2 separate regions of the Homo sapiens genome follow, and region 2 is linked to region 1. The links are chromatin contacts, found by Hi-C in ENCODE. All regions are on one chromosome and are shown on one strand. The core of a region is the stretch at or near the end of the contact, and the rest is flanking DNA. Distances in the headings are between cores, read along the strand shown.

What was found. A loop is a pair of places that touch in the nucleus more often than their neighbours do. Pooled maps may share reads with other maps.
Region 2: a loop to region 1 is called in a map with no recorded cell type, with 2.8 times the contacts of the local background. The contact joins the enhancer-like site here to the promoter of DLGAP1-AS5 in region 1. A Hi-C loop is called at or near these places in 6 of 37 single-sample maps with no recorded cell type and 3 of 50 pooled maps.

What each region holds. Positions count from the first base shown.
Region 1 is chr18:4,260,401-4,267,722 of GRCh38, forward strand. It overlaps DLGAP1-AS5 (DLGAP1 antisense RNA 5), which reads left to right and starts at 4,202. Exons shown (of 3, transcript NR_036489.1): 1 at 4,202-4,501. The region is part of intron 1 of DLGAP1 (DLG associated protein 1); the gene reads right to left.
Region 2 is chr18:4,637,139-4,644,460 of GRCh38, forward strand. No RefSeq gene overlaps it. Among named protein-coding and RNA genes, the nearest start is that of DLGAP1, 190 kb to the left of the region's middle. Within about 2 kb of position 3,258, at least 2 of the 41 ENCODE cell types and tissues checked have a DNase peak (open chromatin) inside an H3K27ac peak, as active enhancers do.

The DNA.
Region 1 (7,322 bases), core at 2,952-5,451:
TGATCAGCCTTAAGTTTCATTTTTCTTTAATATAAGCATTTACAAGAAAAAGCTCAAGTTAAGTTTCACTTATGTTTGCAAATCAAGCAAAGTTAAGGTGACTTATGAGGCCTGTCTTAGTCTTCTCACAGATTCTTCAAGTCTCCATTTTAATTTATTATAACGAAAGATATATTAAATATAAATGAATATCTCATATGGCTAAATTGCTTTTATTATTTAATACCCATATTTCTCGATAAATATCAGATATATATTTTATATGGGATAGGATGAAACATATCCATGATGCTTTGTCCCAAGATCCAAAGACATGCCTATCAAATAGGTAAATAGCAAAAAGGCAAATTGGTGATTATACTAGAGACAATATCTGCATTCTAATGATCTCATCAGGAACTAATAATAAGACATGGTGAACTGGATAATACAAACAAATACACATAGGTTAAACAAAATGGAAAAACATCCAGAAACGATTGGAAAATCTTGGCTACAAAGTAGGACATCTCACAAAACATCTAGCATTTTAATTGGCTATAGATGCAAATCAACAGCATAACACAGCTTACCAAAAAGTGAACACGAACAAGTTGTGTTAATGAAATGAGAGTGTGTAAAGGACAAACACGAATCTTTTCATGCCCTGATTCTGTCAGGAAACCTCTAGAATATTCGGTTCAATGTCTGAATCCTCATTTCAAGTGGTACATTGGTATCTAAAAGGCAGAGTATGTCCATGATGGGATTTGCACTGAAAATATGTCACAGAGGAGAGAGAGAAAGAAAGGGAATAGCTGCTGTGCCTGAAAAGAAGCTGAACTAATGAAAACAGGGTAGCCGTCCAAGTCGGACTCTATGCCTGCCTTGATCCCCAGCTCTCACAAACATGAAGTGATCACACGCAGCACTCACAGCCTCCAGTGACCTGGCTTCCCCCATCCTCTAGCCCTGCTCCTCTGCTCCCACTTTTACTCTATCTTCTAGCATTATGGAGCCCCTTAGATTTTCCTCATATGCTGCTGTGTCTCCATGCTATTTTGCTACTATTCTTCCCCTTGAAGTGCCCTTTTACCTCTGCTTTTCTTCTTCATGGGATAAATCATCCTCATGTTTAAGACTCAGCTCAAACTTATCTACTCTAGAAAACATTTTGTGACCCCCCTTCGTCCCTATTCCACCTCTCTGTCCCATCCAATGCCCCTCCTCTGGAATCCTGTAGCATCTTATACATATATATTTTTAGCATATAGTGAATTAAAATGATCTGTGTATGACTGTCTTCCGTAGCTGGTGAACTGCTAAGCAGAGATTCTATCTGATAGTGGCTGTGAAAAGACATCTGATGAAATGGGCTCGATGTTCCTCATGCTAAAAGGTAAATGAACTTCCTTAATCACAAATGTATATACTAAGTGCCTACTGAGTGCCAAGCAGTAAAGCTCAGTGAGCTAGACAATACCAGAAGGAAAGAAAAAGTGAACAGGAACTCATTTAAAAATGAAACAACTTTCTAATAACCATATTTGTCTAAAGATGGAAAAGAATACCTGGTAATAAAGTATGTTAACCATCATTGATAGTGCAAGGAGTACTATATAAAAATGATTTCATGATTGGGAGGCTATATTAGATCGTTAGGTACTTTCTAAGATTTCTTCCAATCCTAACATTCTATAGTCTCAACTACTTATTCCCCATTTCAAAGGTGAAGGAGATCCATTTTCATCTTTAAATGACACATCCATAGCCATGTAGTTCTACATGTAATTAAAACCAAAGCTATTCAAAGAAAGCTTTTGCTGCAGAGAAGCAGGATACAGCCAGACACAAACTGCAAAAATGTGAGCTAGTACTTAGCACTTCTTCTATCTAATTCCCTTAATTAAGAAAGTAAAAGGAATTCCCGGGCAGTCCCTGTGTAGGTGTGTGTGTGTGCACAGTGTGTGTGCATGCAGGGATGCTGTGCATATCTGTCTAAGTGGGTTATATTATCAGAAATAACTGAGGAGAAGACACTGAACCCTTACAGTGTGCCCTTGCACCGTCAGGAATCAGTGGCCACACTGCGGGACAAATAAAACAAATGAATGCATTTTGTACTACATGACACTAAATTAAATGATTGTTAGCATTTAATTACTTGCAAGGAAATAGGAATAAAACTGGTCATTGTTCAAATGACTCCTGATCCTGTGTCTAGACATGAAAAGCAATAGATTTTAAAATCCTCAGGGACACAGCAACATCCAGGTGCTACGTGGGCAACACAGCAGAGTGCCAGTGGGCACACTCTCTGTACCCAGACTCCCTGGGTTTGAACCACCCTCAGTAATCCCTAGTTATGTGTCCCTGGCAAATTTACTCAATTTCAGCATGCCTCTGTTTCCATATCTGTAAAATGGATGTAATATTACTTATGTCATAGAATTGAGAGAGGAGGATTAAATGAGATCACCCCTGTAAAGCACTAAGAACAGAGGTGTAACATGGTAAGTATTCACAATATTGCCTTCTATTATTATTATTATTATTTTATTATTTTTTTTTTGAGACGAAGTCTCACTCTGTCACTAGGCTAGAGTGCAGTGGTGTGATTTCGGCTCAGTGTAATCTCTGCCTCCCGTGTTCAAGCGATTCTCCTGCCTCAAGCCTCCGGAGTAGCTGGGACTACAGGCACGTGCCACCACGTCCAGCTAATTTTTGTATTTTTAGTAGAGATGGGGTTTCTTCATGTTGGCCAGGATGGTCTCAATCTCTTGACCTCGTGATCTGCCCATCTCGGCCTCTCAAAGTGTTGGGATTACAGGTGTGAGGCACCGTACCGGGCCTGCCTTCTATTATTATACCAGGACGCATTTTCATACTGAGTGGTTCTGCAACTATCAATACAAAGTAAAATAATATTACTGACTAGAAAACTAACAGAGTAGGTATCTTTCCGTATTGCTTTTAATTACCAAAAATGCCCATATATGAGATTTAAAAAATTCTTCCATTCATTTAAATGAATTCTTATTAAAATTTGTTTGAAGTGATATTTTAAAATAATTTTTAAGTAAATATTAAATAAAATGCATAATTTAAGAAATACAAAAAGACTTTATGAATAGTCCTAAAATCTGATCTACTACCAAATATGGCCAAAGAGGATAAAGAAAATTCTAGATGAAAAATACTTCCATTAAATGTTTAAGTTGAATAAAGGCAAGGCCTATGTCCTCCTCCTCACTTTATCTTGGTAATTGGTGCCCAGAACTTCAATATTTAAAAGAAAAATAAATGGATAAATGTGCAATTAATCAATTCTGGTTCATTTCAGCATATCCTATGGAAGGGCAGTTGCCATCAAATTCAATAGGTGCTCTTTGTACATCATCTTTGTATTTTTTTAATGTGTTTTTTCTTTTAGATAGATTTCAGTTACTTCAGAACATTAAACTACATGAATGAGAAGATATGATTTATAAACATTTTCTCTCAAAATGAATGACTCCCTACTCATTAAAAATAATTTGGTTAATATTGGCTCAACTATTATGATAACGAAAGCAAATAGTCTTTCTGAAGTCAACATTTCTTTAAGCATCACATATGAAGATATTTTCCCACAACTTCTCATAAATATAAATAAGTCATATGTGCTTTGTTAAATTACGTTCTGTAGGACCAGGGTTGGTGAGGCAAAATCAATTATAAAATGGAAAATTCATAAAGTCCATCCAGGAGCTTCCTGTATTTTTAGGAAAAGGATGTTGAGATTTCTTGGAGCCACAGAAATCCTTGTATATTGAACTAAAAATAGAGAGGGAAAGAGAAGATGTGGAAAGTGCATCCATTTGCTCTAAACATTCCAAGGCAATCATTTGCTTTTCTCATCTCCATCCTCTTCCTCTAAGCCAGCAGATGTATGTGCTAGCTTGGCTCCCACACTGAACTCACATTTTGAGATCCACATCCGGTCAGAGGAACAAAGTTCAATGTCATTGTTCTCTGGTAAGTATTGTGTAAGATTTTCTCTTAATCCTTGATGATCTGTCAGTAGCTAGATTCCTGCCCTTGCATCAATAACTACTTCATAAGACTCATTCTTCACCTTCACTGACCTTCAACTCTACACTCTACCTCTGCCTCACCCTTGGTTCCCACTCTGCACTTCCTCCCAGGCAGTCTGCCACCTGGCTTCTCTAACTCCTGCCTTGAGCCAAATCCCGACAGGACTTGTTACTTTCACTTGCTCTTTTTTCCTCCCATTTTAGCAGCCAAGGATGGGAATTACACAGCGAAATGCAGGCTAATCAGCTAAATCTAGATTAAATATGCTAGTCCTTGGGGACCTTGAGCTGAATTAATGGAAACCGAGGTTTTTAATGTTCCAGACTAATTTTGGAAGCTCACTTCCAGCAGAGGCAAACTTGAGGCTGTCCAAAGGGAGCAGATGGCAAGGCTTTCTCCAGGTGCACCAACCTTTGAAACAGCCCTCGGCAAAACCATGAGGAAGGTAGGAAGATTGGAATCTTTGAATCTTACCTTTGAATTTCCTTTTGTGCTTTTCACTTGCTTTCCAGTGCTCCCCTGCCTAGCCAAAACATACCCACCTAGAACTTCTCAGGCTCCCCTTCCTTTCTCTGTGCATCAGACAAAATTCTTTCTCTCAAATAATGACAGATTTCCGGTAAATCTTAATCATATTAATGTAATTTTTCCTTCCTTCCTTCCTTCCTTCCTTCCTTTCCTCCCTCCCTCCCATCCTCTCTTCCTCCCTTCTTTCTCTCTTTCTTTCTTTTTGACGGAGTCTCCCTCTGTCACCCAGGCTGGAGTGCAGTGGCACGATCTCGGCTCACTGCAAGCTTCACCTCCCAGGTTCACGCCATTCTCCTGCCTCAGCCTCTGGAATAGCTGGGACTGCAGGCGACCACCACCACACCTGGCTAATTTTTTTGTATTTTTAGTAGAGACCGGGTTTCACTGTGTTAGCCATGATGGTCTCAACCTCCTGACCTTGTGATCCTCCTGCCTCGGCCCCCCAAAGTGCTGGGATTACAGGTGTGAGCCACTGCACCCAGCCCCTTCCTTCCTTCCTTCCTTTCCTTTCCTTTTTCTTTGTTTCTTCTTTTTCTTTCTTTCCTTCCTTCCTTCCCTCCCCTTCCTTCCTTCCTTCCTTTCCTTTCCTTTTTCTTTGTTTCTTCTTTTGCTTTCTTTCCTTCCTTCCTTCCCTCCCTCCCCTTCCCTCCCTCCCCTTCCCTCCCTCCCTCCCTCCCTCCCTTCCTTCCTTCCTTCCTTCCTTCCTTCCTTCCTTCCCTCCTCTCTTCAGTGTCTCACTGTTGCTCAGGCTGCACTGCAATGGTGCACTCATGTCTCACTGCAGCCTTGACCTCCCCGGCTCAACTGATCTTCCTGCCTCCGCCTTCTCAGTAGCTGGGACCACAGGTGTGTGCCATCATACCTGGCTACTTTTTTTGTTTTTTGGAGAGATAGGGTTTCCCTATGCTGCCCAGGCTGGTCTTGAACTCCTTGGCTCAAGCGATCCTCCCTCCTCAGACTCCAGAAGTGCTAGGATTACAGGCATCACCCACCATGCCCAACTATTAATATAATTAACACTGAATAGTTCAGTATGAGGAACTCTCTTAAGATATTTTGCTCTTATAGTGTGTTTATTAATCTCAGTGATATAATGGAATTTGAAATTTGTAGGATACACAAAAGATCATTTTGACCATGGAGTTACTTTTCATTTAGCTGATTTTTCAAAATAAATTATATTGAATAAAACTACCCATTAGCCAACCAACCTCCATCACTTCTTCTTGCAGGCCCTTTATAAGTAGCTCTACACTCCATCCAACTATACAGCCCTCAAGCTGGGAAAGAATGTAAATTTGAGTTTGCCACAGATAAAGCATGAATAGATTCCACTAATCACTTGCTTGGATGATAAAAATACAATGCCACAGACTAGAGAGCACAGAAAATCACTATAATGGCAATTTGGGCATAAATGCTTATCCTAAGAACTGGAGAACTCCTAGTGGGCTAAATCATTTTTGAAGGCCTCGCTAGATCAACGGGGAGCACAGAGCATAGGTATCTTCAGAGCTGACTGGGGAGGACCTTTGCTTCTTTATTTGTCTGTTCACTTTTTTCTTTATTTCCCTGATTAGCAGGCAACAAGAGGAGATCAAGAAAGTAAAAATAATTATTTCAATTGCTCTTTCATACTTCCAGCAAATTTCTATCTAAAGACAGCAGACAGCACAAGTTTCTCCAGGTGCACCAGTTGCTGGAAAGTCAAAACTAAAAGCTCAATGATATTTGGGTAAATTTCAGATGATTACATACATCCATGTCTTATGACAACAATGATCAAAAATCAACTGCATTCTGGGCAAACAAGCTGTCTGTGATTTTTTTAAAATGATTTTTGAAATCAGCATATGGGCTATATGTATAATTTTTAGTAACTCATTAGATAACATTTACAAGCAAATAAAAGACTCCAAGTGTAATCTTTATATAAATTTGGCATTTTGATCAAGTCTGATATCCATACACTCATCTCAGGTGCTGAGTTTACTAATGTGCTCACCCACCCACTGATAGCTGCCTTAGTTGAACAACTCTTACCTTACTCTTTTGCAACTATTTGCCTTTTCTTTTTCTTCTGCCTGACTTTTTATTAGGTTTGTGTATTGGTTTGGGACATTTTATGACAATAGCTTATCACAAACACAATATCCTGATGAGACTGAAGACCAATATTTGTTTCTATCACTGTAATGAGTGTGTGTGTGTGTGTATCTATCTACCTATCTAATGAGCCTAATATTACAGTCAACTGCTGTCTTAATACTGTGATTAATGCTATGTCTTACCTGCCCACCTGTGCACCTAATCTTTACAACTTCTAATTTGTGGCAGAGATAAATGGACTATCAATGGGAAACTACAAAGATTACTTGCTATTGCTCCTTCCCTTGCAGAAACATTTTGTTGCCCTACAAATTACTTTGGTTAAACTCTACAGTTACATTGTCTGGTTATAAAATGCTTAATGGGAAGTTTCTCCCCACCTCCATTTGTTTTAACAAACACAAGAATTAGAAGATATGTGAGTAATCATAAAATCTCATCTTGCACCCAAAGGAAATATTCCTGTCAGATGGTATATTACTTATCTACAGCTGCATACAAAATTACTCCAAAACTTAGCAATTTAAAACAACACACATTTATTATCTCACCCAATTTGAGGTTTGGGATTGTGGGAGCAGTTTAGTTGGGTGGTTCTGGCTCAGGATCGCACATGAGGCTGCAGTGAA
Region 2 (7,322 bases), core at 2,008-4,507, 380 kb after region 1:
GCCACTGCAAGATGAGTGTGTCACTCACTGCAGCATCCCACGAGAGAGATTCTGAGTAGTTCAGCTGCTCTCACAAGCCACTCCCAGTGACGCCTCATTACACCCATAGGCAGTGGACACATGGAATGAGCCTCCCTTCAAAACCATACAAAATGCGGGGAAAGATAATTCTCCTAAAGTAAACTGGGGAGGATGTTTGGAAATCTATGCAAGAAAGACAAAAACAGCAGTAACACTAGCTATATAAGGCTTTGGAGATTTTGTTGTCATTGTCCGAGTATTCATGCTTCTATCTCTTGTGAAGTTGTGAGCAATAGAGAAACTATTTAATAATTCACTTCTGTTATTTTTTCTACCTAGTTATTGAAATGCTTACATTATCATTTAGTACGATTTTATTTTATGTAGAATTTCTGCTATGAGACAGAACACCCTCTGCTTGTGAGTGTGTGTGTATTTATATTAGGTTGGTACAAATGTAAGTGCAGGTTTTGCCTTTACTTTTAAATGGCAAAACCCACAATTACGTTTGCACCAACCTATGTGTGTTCATGAAATACCTATCCCTGCATGAATTAATAAATCCCATGGGTCTTGGATATGGGGTGGCTGTTCATTACTTCTCAGTGAAGTACAAATGTGTGTGTCTGTTCATCTTTTAAATATAGCATTCCTTATTAATTTTAATTTCATAGCAATTTATTGGCACCCACTATGTACCTGATAGTGTCAGCTCTATTAGCATACTACAGCTAAAAAAGCTTAGCTTCACATATTGACAACACTATATTGTACAATTTTTCGTTGTCTCTGAAACAAAGAGACATAACACTTTGCCTTACAAGCGTTCACCCATGGATTCCCCATGTTCTCTGCCAAGAGTAAAATGTAGGGCAACTGATAAGAGGCTGCACAGCTAACACACAGGAGGAGAAGCCTGTTCTCATGGGTTTGCTTCTGCTTCTTACGGCTCATTTCACAGAAAATTCACTTTTCTGTGTCTTAATTTCCCCAGCTACAAAGAAAGAAAAAACTATTTATTTTGTGAACACAGGAATAGATAAAGATTCAGTGACTAGGTTTAATGGGGTCATTTAATTTTCTACCTAGACCTATTACTAAATACGCTGTAATTTGAAACAACAAAAATAGTGTGTGCTGTCAAGGCTGCCAGCTTATATAAGTAAACCTAACCATTAGAACCAACCGGTTTGTGCACGTCGTTATGACCCCAAAAGTTCCTATGCATATCGCTTGAGAAAAATTTCACGATATCATGGAAAAGTGGATGAAAATGACTTTAGGTTGAATTTAAACAGTTATTTTTAAAAGCCTTGATAAAGGAAAAATAATGCAACAGGTAGAGAACATGCTCAATAGTTAAATATTGGAACTCATCTCTAAAATGTGTAAATCCAGCAAGTCAGATTAACTACTCTCTTCTTAGTTCCTCTGGATATTGATATCATGTATATACATGGTAGAGATTTTCCCTTCCTTATTTGAAAAATTATTTGTGTAGCCTTGTCTGAAAATCATCTCTTTGCCTATATTAAATGATTTATAGGTCTACAAAAATTAGCATAGCAATGTAAATTATAGTTCCAGCTTTGTTACTAATTAGGCGTGTCATTTTAGTTATATGTCTTAATCTTTCTGGATTTCAGCTTCATCTGTAAGGTGAGGGGCAGAGCAGAGAAGATGTATAAGTGGCGTACGCACCGCCACTCACCATGCTGTTTGCGGCAAGCATTACTAATCAAGCATGACAATCTTTCCCATTGAACTCACACATTGCATAGGATCCTTTTCATCACAGCGTATCTCTGAATTAGATTTTACCTGATTTTATTGAACACTTACTATATGTCAGCCACTATTTAGGATACTTATCTGTATTAACTAGCTTAATTATGACACAATTATGACAGGATTCTATGAGGCACGCAAATTAATATCCTTATTTTGCAGATTAGGAAAGTAAGGCCCCAAAATTTACATATAGTAAGCAACAGAGCGTAAAATCAAGCAGCCTGTGCTTTCCTTCATTTTGTTACTTTGCCTTTGAGTTCTCTAGAGTCTATTTTAACACAAATTCTATGGGTAGTACTAAAAGCATGCCACAAACATTTGACAGTGAGAAGTATTCTCTGCTCTTTGGGATTTGTTTTATTTTGTTTTTTAGTTTCTTCACAGCTTTATTCTCAGCACCTAGCCCCGTGCCTAACAGATGGTGGACACTCAGTAAATATTGATTGAATGAATAAATGCTGCCATCCCCACAGCCAGTATCACTATACTTTAAAAAACAGGCTGTGAAATTATCTCTTTTTTATATTGCATCAGTCTGCTATTCTGCAGACTCCACATTGATCATTTTCCAGGCAGCATCTTATTTGGTTTCCTCTGGCAGGAGCTACAAAAAGATTAAGAGAGGGAGGAACCCAAGGGGAACTCCCAGCTGTCCTATCTAATGTTCTATCTCAGTTCTTCACTGGTTGAGAGTTTATTATCATTTTAACAATTATCTGGGACCCACAAGTAAGAGGTCGGCCACAGGCAATTCTTAATTGTGGGAGCAGTGATGATGCTTTGCATAAGCTGACTCTTGCCATGCAAGAGAAGCAGCCCGAAACGAGAGTGGTCAATGCCAAACTGGGAGGAGTTGTGTCTGACTAAAGAACAGATGTTCTTGTGTATAATTAGTAGAGACTTGCAGTGACCTAGGTGGTTATTTAACTCAAAAAGGAAACAGCCAAGAAGCCAAATTTGGATAATTTTGAGGGGATTTCATGGTGAGTCATTGAGCAGACTTTAACAATGACACAAAAAGAACAAATTGGTAATCTAGTGTTTATAGTGATGTATGTAGAATTAACATCAGGACAACTTAAAACCAATGACACTTTTTGTCTGGATCCTTACGCTTTCACAAAATAAACTAGTACCTAGCTTATCTGAATTATAAGCGATAACAAAAGCTACAAGTAACCAGAAAAGCACGTTTGGAAGATGCTTATCAGTGACATTTTCTACAAATTATGACAAATGTATTTGAGGAGTAGTCTTTAAGATTCCTGGCATATGCAGATGTCTATCTGTATCACATGATAACCATGACTTTGGAAACCATTATATTTCTTTCAAATGCCAGACTGAATCCAGATATGAATGCTTGGACAGCTTCAAATAATGAAAATAAGAGTGTGCTAACATTGACTGCAGTGTACGAGATAAAAAGTAGGGCAGAGAAGGAGCAAACATAGACCCCCCAAAAAAGGCCATTGGCAGGAGCTACAGAAAGATTAAAGGGAGATGAAAGGGAGGGAAGGAGCCCGAGGGGAATTCCTAGCTGATGCTAATTGTACCATAGCCACCAGCTACCTCATTGGGTTCCTTTGTGGTTAGCACAATGGGGTACTGGTTGCTGTCCTCCAGGGAATTCTGCACAGCTCTGAAAAGAAAGCATTTCATGTATTATATGAGGTTGAGAGAAAGGTGAATAAAATAAGTTGGAGATATTGTCATATTAAGAGGAAATTAATATCCATTTTAATTAAAGGTAATCAATATTGGGAGATGTAGCAGGATGCAGAAAGAAGAGAGTTGCTAATTTCAATGCCATTAAAAAGCTGTGACCATAGGCAGGTGCCAGCACAGACAGACATCAGCTGCATGTACACCTGCTGTTCCCTGTGAAGTGGAGCAGTGGTTTCTGTCAGGTTCAAAATCAAATCATGAATTTTGCCTACATGTTGTCAAACTACCTGGGATAGTTTCCTCCCTCTTGGCAGCCCCTGACCCAACTAGCATTGTCATACCACTTTGTAATAATCCAAAGATTCTTCATCCCAGGTCTGTCCATTTCCGAGAGGCCCATGTCCCGAAACTGTTCCTCTCCCCCTGCTATGGACTGAATTATGTCCCCAACAAATTCATATGTGGAAGTTCTAAGCTCCAATGTGATGGTATTTGCAGATGGGATTTTTGAGAAGTAATTCGTTTTAGATAAGGTCATGAGGGTAGAGCCCCCACGAAGGGATTAATGCCCTTATAAGAAAGAAGAAACACTAGAGAGCTTGCTTTCTCTCTCCAGCTGCCTGAGGACACAAGAAGGCAGCTGTCTGTTACCTAAGAAAAGAGCCCTCACCAGACACTGACCCTTCTGGCCCCTTGATCTTGGACTTTCAACTTCCAAAACCATGAGAAATGAATTCCTGTTGTTTAATCCACCTACTCTATGGTATTTTGTTATGACAGCCCAAGCTGACTGAGACACCCTCTCTGCCCCATGCCATCCAAAATCACACTAAAGCATAGAAAGTGTGTGGTATATATATATATATATATATATATATATATTTTTTTTTTTTTTTTTTTTTCATTTAGGTAGTTAAACCATCCGGGTTCTTCGTAGAGTAGGTCATGCAGACTTGGCCAAGGGTACACAACTGCTCTTCATCTCACCCACAAAATGAGAGATTTAGCTAAATGATCTATAAGTGTAGTCCTAAACTGCCTGACAGTACCGGAATCTTTCTCCAGAGCTGCTTATTTGCCAAATGAATATAATTGGCATAAAGCCTGCAGGAAAGATCTTGAGAAGGGGAGTCCCCAGAATTCATTCATGTACTTCATGGCATTTATCTCTGCCATCGTGATAGAAAAACAAGGCTTAGCAAATTGACCCTCTGCTTCTGCAGCTGCTGACCCCTGGTAATGTTAGAACAGAAGCAAGCTAACCCTGGAGGCTTGGACTAATTCTAGCAATGATAAATACAGCTTGCTTTGTGGCTGTCACCCTGCCTAGAGGACTGAATGGCCAATGGTAACAACCATTGCGCTTGTTATGCACTGCTCAAGTCTCCCATTCTGCTGAGCCGATGCTGGCAGTGCCTCTGCAGAGGAAGAGTCAAGCCCTTCAGAATCTATGGTTTCGGGTAATTGGGTGCTGCACCTCATTATGGTCATTACCAGGATGATATCTCCTTAGGGATTTCCTTTAGGGAAAGCAATCACTTTAGCAAAGTCTGAAAGGCAAGCATCTTTATCTGGTTCCTGTCATCCCAGATGTCAAAAACATCCGTGAAGCTGTGTTCTAGGGTATTATGAAAATTACTCCAAGGCATTTCAAAAAAATGGCTCACACTCTATTCTGGGATCTCTTCACTCTTTTATTTCAGTCCCTGACTAAAATGTAAGTGGTGTATGATAGCAACACTGTACTCCAAAAAAAAAAAAAAAGAGAATTTATCAAGCAGTAGGTTAAGAAAGCAATTTAAATGACAGTTCTTTTTCCTTCTTCTCACCTTTGCCCATGCAACTTTGTTCTTGTTCATCTACATTCTAACAGAATGGACCTAACCTAAAAGGAACTCTGAAATCAGTGACAAATGTGAGTGACTTAGACATGTGAAGGATGCCTTTAAGTGTTATTTGGCTCAAAAATAACTTCAGTAATTTTTACAGCTTTCCTGGAAAGCAATGAAAAATCACCTGAGGCGCAGTGTATTCACAAGAATGGGAACTTTGCATCTAAAATATATAGTCTTGAGAACTGGGAAGGTATTCAAAATGATACAATGTAACAAAGACCAGGGTTGGATCCTGGAGAATGTTTCAATGCTAAATTCATAAAATCATTGTTAAACCCATGTATTTACTTGTGAGAAAGAAAGGCAAATTCTATCCAGAAAAAAAATGTTCCTTAAATATCAATTTTAGAATTAGGTTATTTAGTCTGTCAAAGACTGGCTGATTAAAAAAAAAAGAATTAGGTTTTTTAGAAGTCAATCTTAAATATGGAAAACAACCATGTGTGATACAAACGAAGTACTCTTTCTTAAACAGAGGTGGTTTTGCTCTCCAGGTTACATTTGACAATGCCTATCACAATTTGGGGGCAGGTGCTCCTGGATTCTAGTAGGTAGAGAGGCCAGAGACGTTGCTAAACATCTTATAATGCACAGGACAACCCTCATAGAAAAAAAACTTATCTGGCCTTAAAGGTCAATAGTGCCAAGGTTGAAAAACCTTGGCTTTCAGAATGCACTGCCAAAATGTGATGACAAAGATATTACATTTTTGTAAAAGCCAAATCTCTAGAAGAAAGCCATTCCAACAAGCAAGAGAGAAATGATTTACACTTTGGAAAGGCTTTTCATTTTAGCACTATAATCAGATCCATTCATTGGATTTAAAATGTATAACCTATGATAGTCTAAGAAGTCTTACAGATTCCACATGTATTGTAAAAAGGAGAAACCACAGTGGGAAATACAACACCTTGACTATGTGGACCCACCCCTACTCATATAAGTACTTTAATCATCCCTATGTATCAATAGGCTGGTGGAAAATTACAAGTTTGAAAACTCAGAGGAAGAAGCACATTATATATGAAGCTTTGGTAGGTTAAACGTTATGCTAAGTAGAAGACGCTACCTCCGCCTTCAGAGGGCTCATGATGCGGTTTAGAGAATAAGACATATGCATGTACCCATATTTACTTGTTAATTTATTAAATGAATGTTTATTGCCTGCCTACTGTGCTCAGTGGTGTATCAGGCCCAGGGACACCACTGAGCACACAGTGACTGCTCATCCTGTGTGATGGGATGAAACAGAACCAAGATGAGAAGACTGTCTGCAGAGTTCTAACAATGTAAGTTACTACTGCAAATGTGGGGGCATAATTCAAAGAACCTAAACATAACCTGGAAGTCAGTGAAGACCTCTCTGAGAGGTGACTTAAAAGATGGGGAGAATTATCCAGATAATGAATCAGAGTAGAGAGAAGAGGGGAAAAAAGTGGTTCAAAGTATCATTAGTGCCCTTTTCCTCTTGTGTAGTTTAAGATTCAGTAAAAACAAAATAAGCATACATAATGAGAAGAGGAAATTTTCCTTACTACCTCCTAATTCCCTTAGTACTATTCTTCCAGGTCCCTGTACTAATTACTGGACTTCTGCTTCTGAAAACCATTGACAGAGCATGTTTAAAAAGCTCCACGATATTCATTGAATTGTTCTTTCTCTGGCTTCCCTCCATTTGCTATGGAATCTGGAGATGCCTATATAACTGAAAGAAGAAACTATTTATTCATCTTAAGAATAGTTAACAGTGATTCTGTGCTCTGGGAAGGAACTTGCTGCTGAGAGTGCCAGTCTGCGAGGTTTTTGCTTTAATGTCTGGACGGAGGAGAAGTCTAGAGTAGCTGATGTGTATTCGAGGTCAGCATAGTGTATGGAAGAGCATCAGTTGTCATGCTTATGGCATTTTATTAGTAGGTAAAGATGAGAAAACTTACTAAGCCCCAGTAA